2 separate regions of the Homo sapiens genome follow, and region 2 is linked to region 1. The links are chromatin loops, found by intact Hi-C in ENCODE. Cell type or tissue: stomach. All regions are shown on one strand.

Evidence for each region. Peaks named below come from ENCODE experiments on the same cell type or tissue, not always from the same donor. Only the 100,000 strongest peaks of a DNase experiment are listed, where the experiment ranks them.
Region 2: a loop joins it to region 1, with 2.6 times the contacts of the local background. A loop is called at or near these places in 32 of 110 quality-filtered maps.

What each region holds. Positions count from the first base shown.
Region 1 is chr20:11,682,550-11,690,549 of GRCh38, forward strand. It overlaps LOC107985384 (a long non-coding RNA gene), which reads right to left and starts at 4,817. Exons shown (of 1, transcript XR_004837567.2): 1 at 3,779-4,817. In stomach, no CTCF peak of the experiment used is centred here; a DNase peak (open chromatin) is centred at 4,612; H3K4me3 peaks cover 972 bases; H3K27ac peaks cover 486 bases; H3K27me3 peaks cover 409 bases.
Region 2 is chr20:12,210,252-12,218,251 of GRCh38, forward strand. No RefSeq gene overlaps it. Among named protein-coding and RNA genes, the nearest start is that of BTBD3-AS1, 300 kb to the left of the region's middle. In stomach, no CTCF peak of the experiment used is centred here; no DNase peak of the experiment used is centred here.

The DNA of each region.
Region 1 (8,000 bases):
ACTTTATTTACAAAAGTAGGCCATAGGTTGGATTTAGACAATGGGCCATAGTTTGCTGACTCTTGAGTTAAAGATAAGAGGACTCTGATATCTAAAGATACATATATTTGGGCTGCTATAGTTATGAATAGAGATCTTAGAGGTACAAAGAGACAGAAATGCAAAAGAAAGGTCTCAAAATTTATCCATTAATTTAATATTATTGTTTAAGGGAATTCTCTAAATGGAAGTAATTTTGTCTTTGTATATTTTCTTTTCTGTGGTCTGTTAATATTTGAGGCAAGATTTCTGTTTTAAAGAAAACATTTGGTACATTCATACTAAGGCAAGAATGGCTAATTAATTTATTATCTTTCCCAAAGTCATTTGCAATTTAACAGAGGCTAAGCCTGCTTTCTATAATCTAGGTCAGTGAATGGGGAGGGAACTAATATTTGTTTGGCACTTACTAGGTTCCAGTTCCTGAATGTCAATCATGTCTTTTTTTTTTTCTTTTTTTTTTTTGAGACGGAGTCTTGCTCTGTCATGCATGCTGGAGTGCAGTGGCACCATCTCGGCTCACTGCAACCTCTGCGTCTCGGATTCCAGCAATTCTCCTGCCTCAGCCCCACCGAGTAGCTGGGACTTACAGGCGTGCGCCACCACACCTGTCTAATTTTTTTGTATTTTTAGTAGAGATGAGGCTTCACCATGTTAGCCAGGCTGGTCTCGAACTCATGACCTCAGGCAATCTGCCCGCCTCGGCCTCCCAAATTGCTGGGATTACAGGCGTGAGCCACTGCACCCAGCCCATGTCATCTTTTTATTCCTCTCAGTAACCCTGTGAGATACAAAATACTATGATGTCAACTTCAAAGATATGGAAACTGAGACTTAGAGTAATTGAGTAACTTGGTCAGAAACAACTAGCTGAAAAGTTGCAGAACTGAAGCTCAATCCTAATACTCTCTTTTTCCAAAATCTGTTCCATACCCTTCAATGGTCCTACCTTATTTTGCAGTGGATCCAAAAGACCCTGAGGTCCCAGTCTCCTTGGAGAATCTGCTGCAAGCTACAGGTTAAAAAAAAAAAATCCTATGAGTTTTGTACACAATTTCAGGAGCTTCACTGAAGTGTGCATGAAATATCAAAGGCTACACAAATCCCTCCAGGTCCCATTTCCAGAGATATATTTCTCCTGAGCATTTCTTTAGAAGCTTGGAATCACATCACATGCCAGCTGCCTATGGACCCTTAGACTCAGCACTTCATTCCAGGTGGCCTTGAGATGCCAGATCAGCCCTGCAGTTATGTTCAATGGAGAAAAGGAGAATGATAGAGGGCAAATCACTTTTAAAAATTAGCTTTTTTGAATGTTTTTGCATTTATTGTGCATTTCCCATGTGCCAGGCAGTGGTTTCAAGTTTTAGATGCATGCCCAGGAGGTAGATATATGATTATCCCAGTTTATGGAGGAGGGTATTTTTTTAGTCTGTTCTCATGCTGCAATAAAGAAATGCCTGAGACTGGCGAAACTGGGTAATTTATAAAGAAAAGAGGTTAAATTGACTCACAGTTCTGCATGGCTGGAGAGGCGTCAGGAAACTTACAATCATGGTGGAAGATGAAGCGAAAGCAGGCACCTTCCTCACAAGGCGAAAGGAGAGAGAGTGAGTGCAAGCAGAGGAAATGCCAGATGCTTATAAAACCATCAGATCTCCTGAGAACTCACTCACCATCACGAGAACAGCATGGGGGAAACCGTCCCCATGATCCAATCATTTCCCACTGGGTCCTTCCTATGACACATGGGGATTATGGGGATTACAATTCAAGATGAGATTTGGGTGGGGACACAGTCAAACCATATCAGATATTATGATACATTACAGAGGCAAGATAACTTGCCTTAAATCACACCCCTGGCAAAGAAAAGACCCAAACCAGGGAAGTTTATTCTCTAGGGCATCAGTTCTTATCCACCTTTACTGCCAGCAAGCCTTCCATAGACCTGTATGTGAAGACAGGTCTCTGTGTCCTACATAGAAACAACTGGAAACCTCTGTGTTGAATATTTATACCTTAAAGCTCCTGGTATTTGTGCTATATACATTGTCGTCATTAAAAATGTGAAGGTAAATATTTATAAACAGCTGTTAAGGAAACTAGACTTCTGGGGAGAAATATTAAACTCAAATTGCTGCTTAGAGGTTTTCTTTTAAAAATATGAATATGCAGACTGACTCTAAATATAAACCTTTTTCCTATTGTAATTCTACCTTTCATAGCCCAGCTAAAAATCTGCTAGAATTCAGCAATAGGTCCCCAGGAAAATGACTGCTTTGAAAATGTTTGGCTGAAATCAGATACTACTTCTCACCTACTACAATGGCTAAAGCAAACAAGACTAGCAATACCAATACTGTAATTGGAGGAGATGTGGAGCAGCTGGAACTCTCAAATACTGCTGTGATGGAATGATAAATGGTGCAAACCTTTTGCTAAATTGTTTGGCAGTTCCCAATAATGTTAAATTCGTTCACCTACCCTATGACCCATCAATTTCACTCCCAGGTATTTATCCAAGAGAACTGAAAAGATACATCCATCCAGATAAATCTAAAAGAATATTCATTGCAACTTTACTCATAAGAGCCACAAACCAATATACAGCCCAAATGTCTATCAACAGATGAATGCATAAACAAATGGCGGTATAACCATATCATGGAATGTTACTCACCAATAAAATGAAACAAACTACATATAGATGCTCTCGATATATGTTCCTACATGGGTGATCTTCAAAAACATCATTCTAAGCAAACAAAGCCAGAAAATGACTACATACTGTGTAGTTTCATTAATATGACATTAGAAAATGCAAACTAATCTGTAATGACAGAAGGCAGATCCATCAGAGGTGTCCTTTGATGAGAGGAAGATTGAAACAAAGGGCACGAGGGAATCTGCTGCAGTGATGAACAAGTTCTTTTTTTTTTTTTTTTTAGAGACAGAGTCTTATTCTGTCACCCAGGCTGGAGTGCAGTGGTGCAATCACGGCTCACGGCTCACTGCAACCTCCGTCTCCCATGTTCAACCGATTCTCCTGCTTCAGCTTCCCAAGTAGCTGGGACTTACAGGCATGTGCCACCATACCGAGCTAATTTTTGTATTTTTTTTTAGTAGAGATGGGGTTTCACTATATATTGGTCAGGCTGGTCTTGAACTCCTGACCTCAGGTGATCCGCCTGCCTCGTCCTCCCAAAGTGCTGGGATTACAGGCGTGAGCCACCATGCCCGGCCTAAGTTCTGTTTCTTGATGGGTGGTGGGTTCCATGGGTGTACATACTTGTCAAAATCCATAGATCAGTATACTTAAAAATCTGCATTTTATTGTATGTAAATTATACTTAAAAAGTAGCAGTACTGGAAGAAACACAAAAACAGTTTTTCGATGAATGCCTATCTTCATCCTTGGGAGGCTCAGCTGTGGGCCTGGCTTCCTATGTCACAGCCTTCCCTGCATGTTTACGGACCATGGCAGGTTCTTCTGCTGGCCCCCTCTGGTACTCAGAGGGGTTCAGGCAGGAAACAGATGCTTTTGAATACTTACTGCCCCACTTTTCGTGCTCTTTGAAGGACGCAAGAAAAAGGAGTCAATCTTTACATGCTTCCCAATTACAAAAAGTAGCTAGGATGGCAACAATCTGTCTTGACTTCCCCTGTGTTTACATCCTCCAACCCAGACCTGAGAAATGACTGTGAAATTCTGACCAAGACTCACTGTTTTGGCAGCTTCCTTTTCCTTTATTTGCTCCCCATCCAAAATTCTCCTCCCTCTTAGGGATGTCTAATTTATACAATTTGTCTAGCAGGTATGGTACTGGTTTAGGCTACATTTGGGAATTCCAGCTGGGGCTGGGAGGAAGTGAAAGAGGAGGACGGTTCCCAGAAGGCGCATAACAGGCATTTTCAGTGGGGGCTTTCCTTCTGCCACTCCGATAAGCCCCTCGAGTTCCTGCCTCCTCCCTAGGAAAGGGTAAGCAAGACAGAAGAAAAGGTCAACAACCACAACCTAGACAGTGAAAATGTCTCTGCCAATTTCGCTGGGGCCCTCCAGGGCTAGTAACCCTCCAACCCACTTAATGAATTTAGAGACACATTAGATTCATTTACATAACAATATTTTAAAGACCACACGATTGCTTTGGAAAATTGTCTTATTTTTTTTTCCTTCCTCAAACTGAACTGCAGAGTTACAAATACCCTCCCAGAGAGCCTCAGAGGAGGCAAACTTGGCAGAGGAGAGAACGGAGAAAAATCCATCCCTTGCAAATGCCAAGCGGAAGAACAATCCCGTTAGGCGGCCAGTTGATGCTTAACTGCGGGACTGGGGGCTCGGGCAGGGATCTTAAACATCATTTCGCGTAGGGAAACAGGCACTCTCCTCTCCCGGAAGACAAGGCTGCGCGTAGGTTTATCTCGGCCTCCTGGAGGACCTGTAGTTTTTGGGAGAGCAGCTGCGAGGGGACAGAATGCTTCGCTGTGGTGGTTCCGCCGCGGGCTCCGCTGCCAGGAGGCCGGCGTGCGCGCAGCTCTGCGGCGGGGCAGGCTGCCAGGGCCCGGGGAGCAGCGGCAGTCTTCCTTGGAGGAGCACCTGTTCTTCCTCTCCCTGCGCCGGAAACGTGCCACCTTCCCCCACCCCATGCTGCTTTCCCCTGCGTGGCTCCATTTTGTCTTTCCTGATGGCAGATACCCCCGCGGCCTTCCTCTCGAACACTTGCGGGGCGCTGGGGGAGGGGACGGCCACGTCAGGCGCATCCCTTTTCCCAACACCCCAAGGTAGCAGCAGCAGCAGGTGCTGTGACATTATGACAAACACTCAGGTCCCCCGTGACTGGATGCGTCACACACTATGTCTAACAGTCGCTGACATCTCATCAATCACGGCCTTGATTATGCTGCTGGGGTCCCTGGGCTCAACTTTGGGCTCTGAACAGAATTTACTGCAAACTGAACATCCTTATTTCCAACGTAGGCAAGCCCGTCTTGTTTATAATGGCATAATCCAGCTGGAAGATCACACTGGCACACTCAAATTGGCCCATCTTTTCTCTTGTCAATATTGCAATTAGGTGCACATCCGGCATCAGAAATTGCTGGGACCTTTTTCTCTCCTGCACTCTCCCACCGTTTATTACAACTGAAGGACACATTTTGTTGTCCCTGAGAGTGATGTATTTGAGGAAAGGCTATGACTCAGTGTATGACAATTAAAGAGGAAAGGACATTGGTAATGATTAACTAGCTTGTCTACATGATGTGAGGCTGTTTGTCAACTAACATTGATTGAGCCAGTAGTCTGTGACCAGCCATGTGTGAGACTCTACTGGGAAACACAGGTAGGAAAAAAATGATTATTGCCCAGGAGAGCCTCAAAATCTAGTTGATAGGATAATTGTGCAAATGTTTACGTAGGAAAATATTGACCACTCTTCTTTGCCTAGTAATAAAGACAGCCGAGAGCCTGACCACAGTGCATGGATCTTCTGCTTTCCTAGATTGGTTCACTCCCTTTCCCCAGAATATTCCCCTGTGTTTTCTTCCTTTAGAAATAGGCTGATGGCATTGTTCTAACTTGAGGCCCCACCCCTCATGTATTTCTCTAAATCAAGGTCAGCAAGCTTTTTATATACAAGATCAAATAGTAAATAGTTAAAACTTCGTGGACCCAGAGGCAAAATGGAGCAACTGATATTGCTAAAAGATTAATAACCTTTTTTTACACTTTACATTTAAGAATGAAGAAAACACTCTTTAGTTTATACACCATACAGAAAAAAGTAGTGGGCTGGATTTGGCCCAAGGTGCACAATTTGCTGTTTCCTTATCTAAATCCTATTTGTCTTTTAAGATCCAGCTCAAACCCCAGGTGCTATGTGAAATATATTTGACACTCCCCATCCAAAATTCTCCTTGCTCTTAGGGATGTCTAATTTATACAATTTGTCTAGCAGGTAATCTCATATATTTATTCACCAGGTAGTATGGTAGGAGAAGGAAGAGTCTAAATTTTCAAATCAAACAATAATTTTCAAATTCTGATTTTGCAACTTACAGCTGAGTGGCATTCTGAAAACTACTTAAATTGTTTGATTCTTGATTTTCTTATCTGTTCAGTTGGTAAAATGTCATATTAATAATTTACACAGAATATTATTAAAAGAAAATACATCAAAAATGTTTATGTGTTAGGTGTTAGTTTTTAAAATTTCCTTACCTAGAACATCTAAAATTATTGACATAAAACATATACCTCCTTTACAGTGCAAAGATTTAATTTATCTAATCCACAGGGCTACGTGCATGAAATAAAATGATATGTTTGAAATGTTGTAAAACCTTAGTAAATATTATATTTATCTCTTCACAAATTATTTCTATATCCTCATCAGGAAAATGTCTTGTGTTAGATATTAAATTACATTTCTGATAAGGACAAATATACCTCATACACTTTAAGTCCTCCACAATGCTTAATTAAGACCTGGTATTTGGCAGGTGGTGAGAATTATTTGCTATTAATTTAAACGATATCCAAAATGCTTTTATACTAAAACTTTTCAAAAGAATGTTATCTGTTTATTTCTATCTGATTGCCCTACTCCTCAATCTAATTCAATCTGTCTTCTCTCCCCAGTACTCAATCAACTTCCACGTCTCTAAATCCAGTGAACATACGTCAGGGCTCATCTTACTTAACTTTTCACTTTTCATCAGCACTGGATTCAAACATTCCCTTTTTTTTGACAGCTGATCCCTTTGAATTTCATGACTGATAGATATGCTTCTTCCTAATTCTCTTCTGTCTCCATTCCTATCTCATTTGCATGATCACCCTCATTTGGAAATAATTCACCATCAGCATTTCTAAAGACACAGTCCTTGCTGTTGTCTCTCCATGCTTTCCATCCATGCCTGTGGTTTCAGATAACACCTACACACAGATTCATCACTAAATTTAATCTCTAGCCAAGAATTCTTCTGTAAGGTCTAGCTCACTCATGTCACTCAAAGACCCCTGAAAGTCAACGTGAGCAAGACTAAATCCAGGATCATGGTAACCACTCATCTCTATCACCCACTAGTTTTTCTTCGGAGTTTTCTATCTCAAAAAAAGGTGTCCCATTCTTCCCTTCAAACAGGCCAGAAACCTGGGAATTATTCTGAACACCTCCCTCTTCCTCATCCCAATAGGTAATCACCAAACTCTGCAGAGTTAGACTCTTAAATAACTCTTGAATTCCTTCCATTCCTTTTTTTTTCATGGTCAATGCCACCACCACAGATCTGATGCCTACAAACTGTGCTAGCTTACCTTCACTTCCTCTGAACCTCCCTGATCTGTCCTCTACTCCACAGACTGATGTTCTCACAATGCAAAAATCCAAATTGGATCACATGACCTTCACACTTATGAACTCCTACTTACGCTTTGTATCAATTTGTGTCAATCCTGAGGGACAGCTCCCCTTAACTCCAGCTTTTACAGCCTAATCTCAAACTGGTCCATCCTTCTTCTGAGTTGTTGTTTCAGCATGTAATTAATCACTCAGCAGAGTGATTATTTGGTAGTTTATCTCTTCTGCTAGGATCTTTGAGAGCATCTAATTGTGCCTGAGTCTACTGATGATTGAAACTCAAACGTGGCATGGTAGTTGGCAAATACCCACTCAATCAACATTTGTGCCATGAGTAAATGGATGGACACATTGGAAAGGATGGCTGGAAGAATTTGACCACCAAAACTCTCTGGTTTATATGAAGAGTCAACCATTAACCAGTTTTTTAAGTTGGAGTATTAATGTTTTTCTTTGAACAGTGGATTATTTTGGGACTTCTAACCTTCATTCATCAATTCACACAGTGTCTAAATGTTTTTTTGCAGATCATTTGGCCTATCATGTTATACAGTCAGTCCCTTTGGATGTAAGATGCAGAGACCCATCCAGGTGAAC
Region 2 (8,000 bases), 530 kb after region 1:
ATATATATCTTTAAGATATCTTTAAGATATATATATCTTTAAGAGATATATAAAGTATTCTGAGCTCCTGGGCTATAAAAGAACTAAGAACAGACTGCATTTTGATTTTGATCATGGGCAGGAGTTTGCCAACCTTTGTCCCGGAAGACATCAAACTGACAAGGTTTGCCATGGAAAAGGGAAAAAGGTTGTTCTAATGACTTGATAAAGCCTCTATGATTAGAGTAGATATGTAGAGAAACAAGAGTCCCAAGAATGACTCCACATATCCTGAGTACCTTTAACTTGGCCAGTAAGAGCACACTTATAATATCCATTATTTTTAAGACATAGTTTCAGCAATACAAACCCATTTTTGACATTGAATGTGCTACCATATTTCTGTTAATCACCGATAGAAATAAGGGGCTGGCTTGAAGTAGCCATGTCTAGAGTAAAGCCCTTCCTGAAACGTGCTGGTTGAGAACATTTGACTGTGTTTTCTGGATTAGCAAATGGATATTGCCTTCAATTAGGCAACACACACAGTAACATGTGATATACTGAAGCATTTTTATGGGCAATCACTGGCTTATAACTGTGACATTTTTGGCATCTTGACAAAGGTGGCTTTAGGTTCTTTATATCTGAGGTTGCCAACTTAGTCGACTTGGGAGGCAAGCCCTTATTGGTTTCCAGGTTTGTCTTCTAAGTCAGTCTTTAGAGAAAGCCCAGATCTGCCACCTTGTCAAGGTGTGGGTAGGATCTGGCTGTGTCTGTAGTATGAGATGCTTATAAACATGAGACAAGACTAAGAGAACCAAACATGAGTGATGGAAAAGCACTGCCTGATTTGATGCTTGTCTTTGTCTCTAAACTCAGCTTCCTACTTGCCCACCGAACTCTGCAATCACCTCCACCATATCTGTTGCCAGCATATCCTAACCTTATTTCTTAGCACCTTTGCCCTTGCTATCTCCTCTGTCCTCAGCATGTTCTTCTTTCAGATAATCAAATGCCATGTTCCATCAACCCTCCATTCCTCTACTCAGATGCCACCTTTACAGAGAGCCCCCCATCCGTGGTCACTCTCTCTCAAGTGGCCTGGTTTTATTTTCTTCATAGCTCTGTGGCATGTGCATTTGGTGAATGAATACTTTTCTGTCTGTCCTCCCTAGCATCTAAGCGCCATGAGAGCAGGAATCATGTGCCCCCATGGTCCAGGAGAGTGCCAGACACAGAGCTGATAGTCAGGAAATGTTTGCTGAACAAGCAAAGGGAAACAGGAAGAAGATGAAAACACAGATGCACACTGGATACAAATGAGTTCCCCTAGATAACGCCGTCACCTGGGATATCACAGAGGACCACATGCAGCTGTGGTTCAAACTGTAGAGAACATAAGAGACTCCTGAAAAGAACAGAGCTTGGTGTGTTGACTTCTAAAAGCTGTTTTATCGGCATGTATCAATTAGAAATCTTGCTTAGCTAGCAATTGATTTTCCTAGCAATGATGATTAAGTAGCACAAGATGTAAAAATGCTCTCTGCGTCATCAAAGAAAATTAGATTCTGTTAAACACAGAACGTTTGTTAGATGTATTTCCTAATTATTTGAAAATCTGTGAGTCTCTATTAATCAGGCAACGTGATTAACTAGGAGAGCTTGTTCCCTGGCCTCGCAAGGCAACACTGGGTTTGCTGTAATGTGACTGCTTAAAGCCAGCAAGTCTGTAAAAATGTCCAGGAGGAAGCAGGAGGCAAATATATTTTAACTATTCATGAGTTGATGTAAAAGCCAATTGTAGGGAAAATTGATACAGAAAAAAAAAACCCAAAAAACAGTCAGACTGATTCTTGGTGTTTCACACTACTAGTAATATCCAGTACAAAGCTATGAAATTACAGATAATGAAGGCTTAGCAATCTGCTATTACCTATCACCTCTAGCTGAGTTTTATTCCTTCTTCCAGTAAATTAACAGAGAAGATTCTTCAACAGAGCCTTACTTGGGAAGAATAGGGTTTGGAGGAAGAGAGTGAACAGATTGACATTGCTCCTGGCTGTCCAGAAATAACCAAATGGAACATCTTGCACCTTGTGTGGCAAGCCAATCAATATCTTTTTTATTTCAAAGTCATAAAAATTTGAATATGGAAACTGTACTGTGAGAACTGGACCAGCAGGGGACATACAAATAAATAAATAGCAGATATCAAAGTTCAAATGGCCATGGCAATTTCCTCACTGTTTTTGTTTTTTGTTGACCTGAAATTGCAGCATACGCCTAATAAGTCTTTGATATGAAGTGATGTATCACTGTATGAAGAAAGAATTCATAATGACTCTAAGTCGCTGTAGCAGCTTCTTTTGTAAGTGGGGTAAAGAGAACATTTGAGAGGTAATGAGTTTTAGGCCCAATGCACTTGGGGTGGAGAAAGTTAATAACCACAGGGAAGAAGACATTAGTAAAAGAAGCCACTCTTATTCAGAATAGTAGAGAGGGTTTTAGCTCAGAACGTCCAGAGTGGGAAAAGAAAAATAAAGGGGCAGGGCAGAAAGCAACACAGTCCATTTACCTTATAATAGAAACATAAAACTCATTAAAAAAAGAAGGAAAGAAAGAAAGTGCATCTTGGTTTCTGTCCATCAGGTAAGAAGCTTGGAAGCTGTCACTCCATCCTAACAAGTAAAAAACTGGAAACTGAAAATCAACAACTCTTCTTAGCTATCGGAGAATTGAGGTCACAGGACAAACTGCTGCCCTAAAAATTGAAGAAACAGACAGGCAGATACAGAAAATTATAATTTACCAGAGCAGAAATTCACAAAGAGAAACTGCTGTTCATGAGAACCAGTACCAGGGTAGAAAAGCCATAACTGTCATTGATGAATTGCTGGAGGCTTGGTGAGAATAGGTCAGAGAGGTAAAAAGGCCATGGGGACCCAGCCTTAGAGGGCACTTAGGCTTTTGTAGTTTTATCTCTAGGAGCACTACTGGGTACTCAGTAAAGACTGGAGAAATATCCCTTCATACTTCCCAGCATGTAGCCAGTTTAAAATACTCTAGAACATTCTGTTCTTAACAAGTCCTGCCTTTAAGAAAAACTATTCGAGCCCCCAGTTGATGGAGGTAGCTTACAGAGTGCTTCAGCACTGTAAGAGAATCGTTCTGTAAGAGAACGATTGTACTGTGGGGGTCACCTGAACCGTTCACAATTTTTCCAAGAAAGAACTAAACCTTTGTTTTTTTAAGCCAATAAGTGACAATCTGGAGTTTTGATTTTAGAAAAACTGAAGCTAAAGAAAATCTCAAGGGTAAGTGTGGCATGATTAATTAGCCTATCTACCATGAACAAGAGGAAGCATTGTTCTTGTATTTGCCAATGGTGAGACCTTAGCATAGTGATGTCCGTTAGAGATTTTCTGCACTGTCCAATATAGTAGCTATTAGCACTAGTGGCCATTGAGTACTTGAAGTATGGCCAGTGCAACTAAGAAATTGAAATTTAACATAATGTTGATTTAGCCGTGTATGGATCATGCTTGTCATATTGATCAGCACAGCACATACCCTATTTGCATGCATATTCTAGATTTGGTAGGGTGAAACAAAGAGCACCTGGATACTAAGAAGAATTTTTAACCAGTTCTTCCTACCTTTAAAAAAATTACTCAAAAGTGAATACTTATAACATGATTCTTTTGTAAGCATGGCCTATTTTTTGAATTTCTTGAGACTGTAGGGTGAGGAAAGTATGCCTAGTAGTTTTAGGCTTCAAAATATAATTTAGTAAAAAATTTAAAAAGTCATGATTTTCAAGATATAATCTACTATACTGAGACATTATCCCTTGTACAAAGTGTTGATTTTAGAATTTACCTAAAAGCAAACACCAAGATAAGGGTTTGAGTGGGGACGTATTTGGTGATGTGATTTGAAGAAGCACAAGGAAGAAGAAGGAGGGCCAATGAAGGGGAGATTAATGAGTAAGCCATTTCTGTGGGTAACTGAGGTTCAATCCTATTGAGACCTTCAGAGAGATTGTACAAAGTATGCTTATCATTGATCCCCCAAGAACTGAAGAAGAAGGGGTATTTATCTATTTACTCATATGCCCAATTAGTTAAAAGGTAACCCTGAGGGACGTTAATATCCCAGAACTTTCAGCGTTTTAAACCAGAGCTGCTTATTTGCCAAAAGACCTCAAACAGAGGTAGACATGGAGGCTTGAGTAGGAAGCTGCCTGCATGGTCAGGAATTGACCTCCAGAGCTGCAGATGTCCTCCAGGATGGGCTAAGAACAGTATCTGCTAAAATGTGGAATATCATAAAGCTCATCCTTGGTCTCATTGAAGGGGTTGGCCTTCTTTCAGTATAAATACCTAATCAGAATATAAGCAAAATATGAAATAGGAAGCTCTGTCTCCTTTCTTATTTCAGAGTCTCAATGTCCAGTTGACTGCTTAGTTCTATATGCTCTTCCCAATAGGAGCTCAATGTGCTCAGGCTCCCCTGGTATTTCCTCACTCACCTTAGCCCACATCACCTACAGTACACGGCACCTCACTTATAATCTGCTCTTACTAAATGGTCCATGCTGCAGATTATGTAAATACATCCAAATGCATTCTTTTCTGGCTCATTATTACAGGATTCTGATATTAGATGTGAGAAGAGCTATAATATCACGAAAAGCATTCATATTCAGTGATATCCCTCAAGAATATGAGTTCTAACTAAGAAAAGCCAACCATAGAAAAATCTAGAAATGGTGAGACTTTATCCATTAAAACAGGTCAGTAGAGATGCTAGATGGGCCCTGGAATAAACATTGTCTCTTCCCTACCCAATATCGACAGCCCTCTATGCCGCCTTTCATCTTATTTCAGAGTCATGATTTCTCAAGATACAGCCACACCAGGATCCCAAGAAATATAAGCTTCTACCCTAGTTTTCAGGGGCAAATCATGATAGGTCTAGACCTGTGCTTGTCCAACACACCGTCCCTTGCTTCTTGTAGTGCTAGAGTACTTAATATGTGCATAGATTCCACTGAGATGCACTTCAAGTGTAAATGTGAAATATCTTGTTAATAATTTTTATGTTGATTATGTAATGAAACAATAATACTTTGGATATACTAGATCATATGAATACATCAATAATTAATATAATTAATAAAACATTAAAATTTATTGCACCTCTCTTTACTTTTTAAATATGGCTACTAAATTATTTACAATGTACATATGTGGCTTGCATGATATTTCTAATGGACAGTGCTGTTCTAAACAAATCATGATGATCTCATTTCCCATGGCTAGTAATCGATTCAGGGGTGGCAATGTGACCCAGTTCTCTCGAGATCTAAGAATAAATACGTGTGTGTAACTCCTGGGAAAGTGCTTGTTTTCTTGATAAAAATAAACAGTTTTGGCTGGCATGTTTCTCTGTTCTTTTACTCTCTTCTCTTCCTTTGCCCTGAAACACAGATGAGATGCCTGTGGTGTGGTAGCCATGTTGTGACTGTGAGGCAGGAATAGGCCAACAACTTTAAGGAATCAGTGTAACTCAATGTGAAAGGTGTTGGGTTTTGGATGATATTGTAGAGCACCTGCATCAACACTGGACTGTACTTCTCTTGACTTCTTGATAAGTCTCTATTAATTTAAGCTCTGCGTTGCATTCAAGGTTTTATTTACATGCAGATAAATTGTGGATTAAGGGCAGAGAGCCATTCCATCATCCTCCATTTACACTCACCATACTTAAGGGCAAGCCATTTAAAGAAGGCATTTTGAAGGAGTTTTAATCTTATAAAATGGTCTTCATTCACTACTAGAGGGCAGTTTACTAATTATCTTCACTCAAGCTCGGTGTTATTTCACCTGTCTATGAAGAGTTGATTCTGTATTTGTGTTTACCTAATATGTAAAATTATTTCACTATATAATCAACATAAAAAAATTAACAAGATATTTTACTATTTACTTAACACTTGCAGCACATCTCAATAGAATCTTCTCACATTTTAAGTACTCTGGAACTACAAGAAGCAAGGGACTGTGTGTTAGACAAGCACAGGTATGGACCTATCATGATTGGTTTCTAAAAACTAGGGTAGGAGCTTATCTTTCTCATGATCCTGGTATGCCTGTTTCAGGATTAGGCTAGTCCTGAAAGTGTGGGTAGCAGACATTGTTGCTATTCTGCCCAGGTCCACTTTGCAGGGTTAGAGTACCAATACCTGCTGCTACAAGCAGAAGTTGTTAACAGCTCCCAGCTGCCTCCTTCTCCAGAGGGTTCCTGTCAGCCTATGAGAGTCATCTCACCTAGAAATAACTGAGAGATTCTATGTTCTCCCCTTGCGGACAACCCAGAGCTAATGACTGACCTGTAAGGAAGACAAAAAAGTTGACTCTCTTTTCTCCAGTTGGACCAACTCTGTGGTAGCACGCATGCTCCAGAGCACCCTGTGGGACCTAGGCTGGACTCCAGCTAAGACCACATCATTGCTTGGCTCCACATCATTGCCCTGTCCTGCTTCCTTTATTTCCGTTATCCAGAGAGCTCTTGCTCAGTAAGTCGCTTGGTCAAGAACCCTTGCCTCAGGCTCTGCTTCTAGAAAATCTGACTGAAGACATATTTTTATAAGAAGTTGACACTCACTGTTTTAATCCATTAATCATGAAGAAAATTTATAAGTGCAATTAATGATGTTATATCAACGTTTTTAACATATCCTGGAATAGCTACCAATTATTTAAATAAATTGGTAAAACAGGTATTTTCTGCTTCAACAGGTAATTCTTCATGAATTCTAAGAATTCATAAAGCTACTCTTTATACAAAGAGGAAGGCTATTCCACTGTGTAAAAGTAAGATAGTATGCCAAATCCTACATAATTTTGTGTTGCTCTGAATCTTCATTTCACTTAAAAATTTAAACCATCTACAAGCAGCATATTCAAACTAAGTAAAATATCTTTGCTTTAAAACTACTTTTGCTGTACCCCTAATGAATAGAATAGAGGAACCATAGACAGAAAAGGGTTTTGAGATTGTCACAAAATTGATTTCATGCTCGACAGGGGCATGAACTAGCAAGGATAGTTCTTTGTAATTTCAGCCAGGTGCCCAAAGGAAATCAATATGTAGATATGAAAAACATAACTCTACTTCTACTACAGAGTCAGGCAAAGAATTCTGGTGGCAGAGTGACTGGGTAAGAGATTCTAATTAGGGAATGGGAAGAAAAGGAAATGAATATGCTCCCCTAAGGATCTGACTGAAGGGTGAAGTTCCCATTCATTTGCATTAGGTATTGTAGTCAAAGCTGGTTTTGTTCCCTGAGTCAAGGGAGAACTATGGATATGGGCCAGATTTAAATGTGTTTTGTGTAGCATTTCCTGTGCTCTCTCATCTTTACATTGCATAATTTCATGGAAATGCTTAAAATATTTTGAGAAAGTAGGTTATAGGTTTTATGTTCTTTGGAAAAATAAATTGCACATATCTGGAACAGGGCTGCTCTACTGTTTTGGTCATTAACATTATCAGTATTGTTGTGTGAGTTCAGATGAATCTATAGGCTATCTTGTAAAGATGAAGGATGTATTATCTAGAGTTTTTTTTACTAATTTACTTTCACACAAGCACCCTGTGGCTATTTTTATTTATTCAGCAAGTACTTTAAAGCTCCTACTATACCAAGACTTAGTGTGAGACTTTGGCGAGATCTTATGACTTCACAAGAGAAAAAAATATACAAATAGAATTCCAGATCAACATTGAGAGAGATGTATGTTAAAAGACAAACATGTGAAATGCCCTGGGGATTAAGAAGAGAAAAGACTATCTTTAGCTACTACTGTGACCACTGGAGGAAAAGGTGGCAAGTATCTGAAATCATTATTGTAGACATCACGCTGGATATTATTAAGACAGTCTACATGTTAAGCAGAGATAAACAGGGCTATGATTTAATGAGTTAATCTCTCTCATATACTAAAATCACG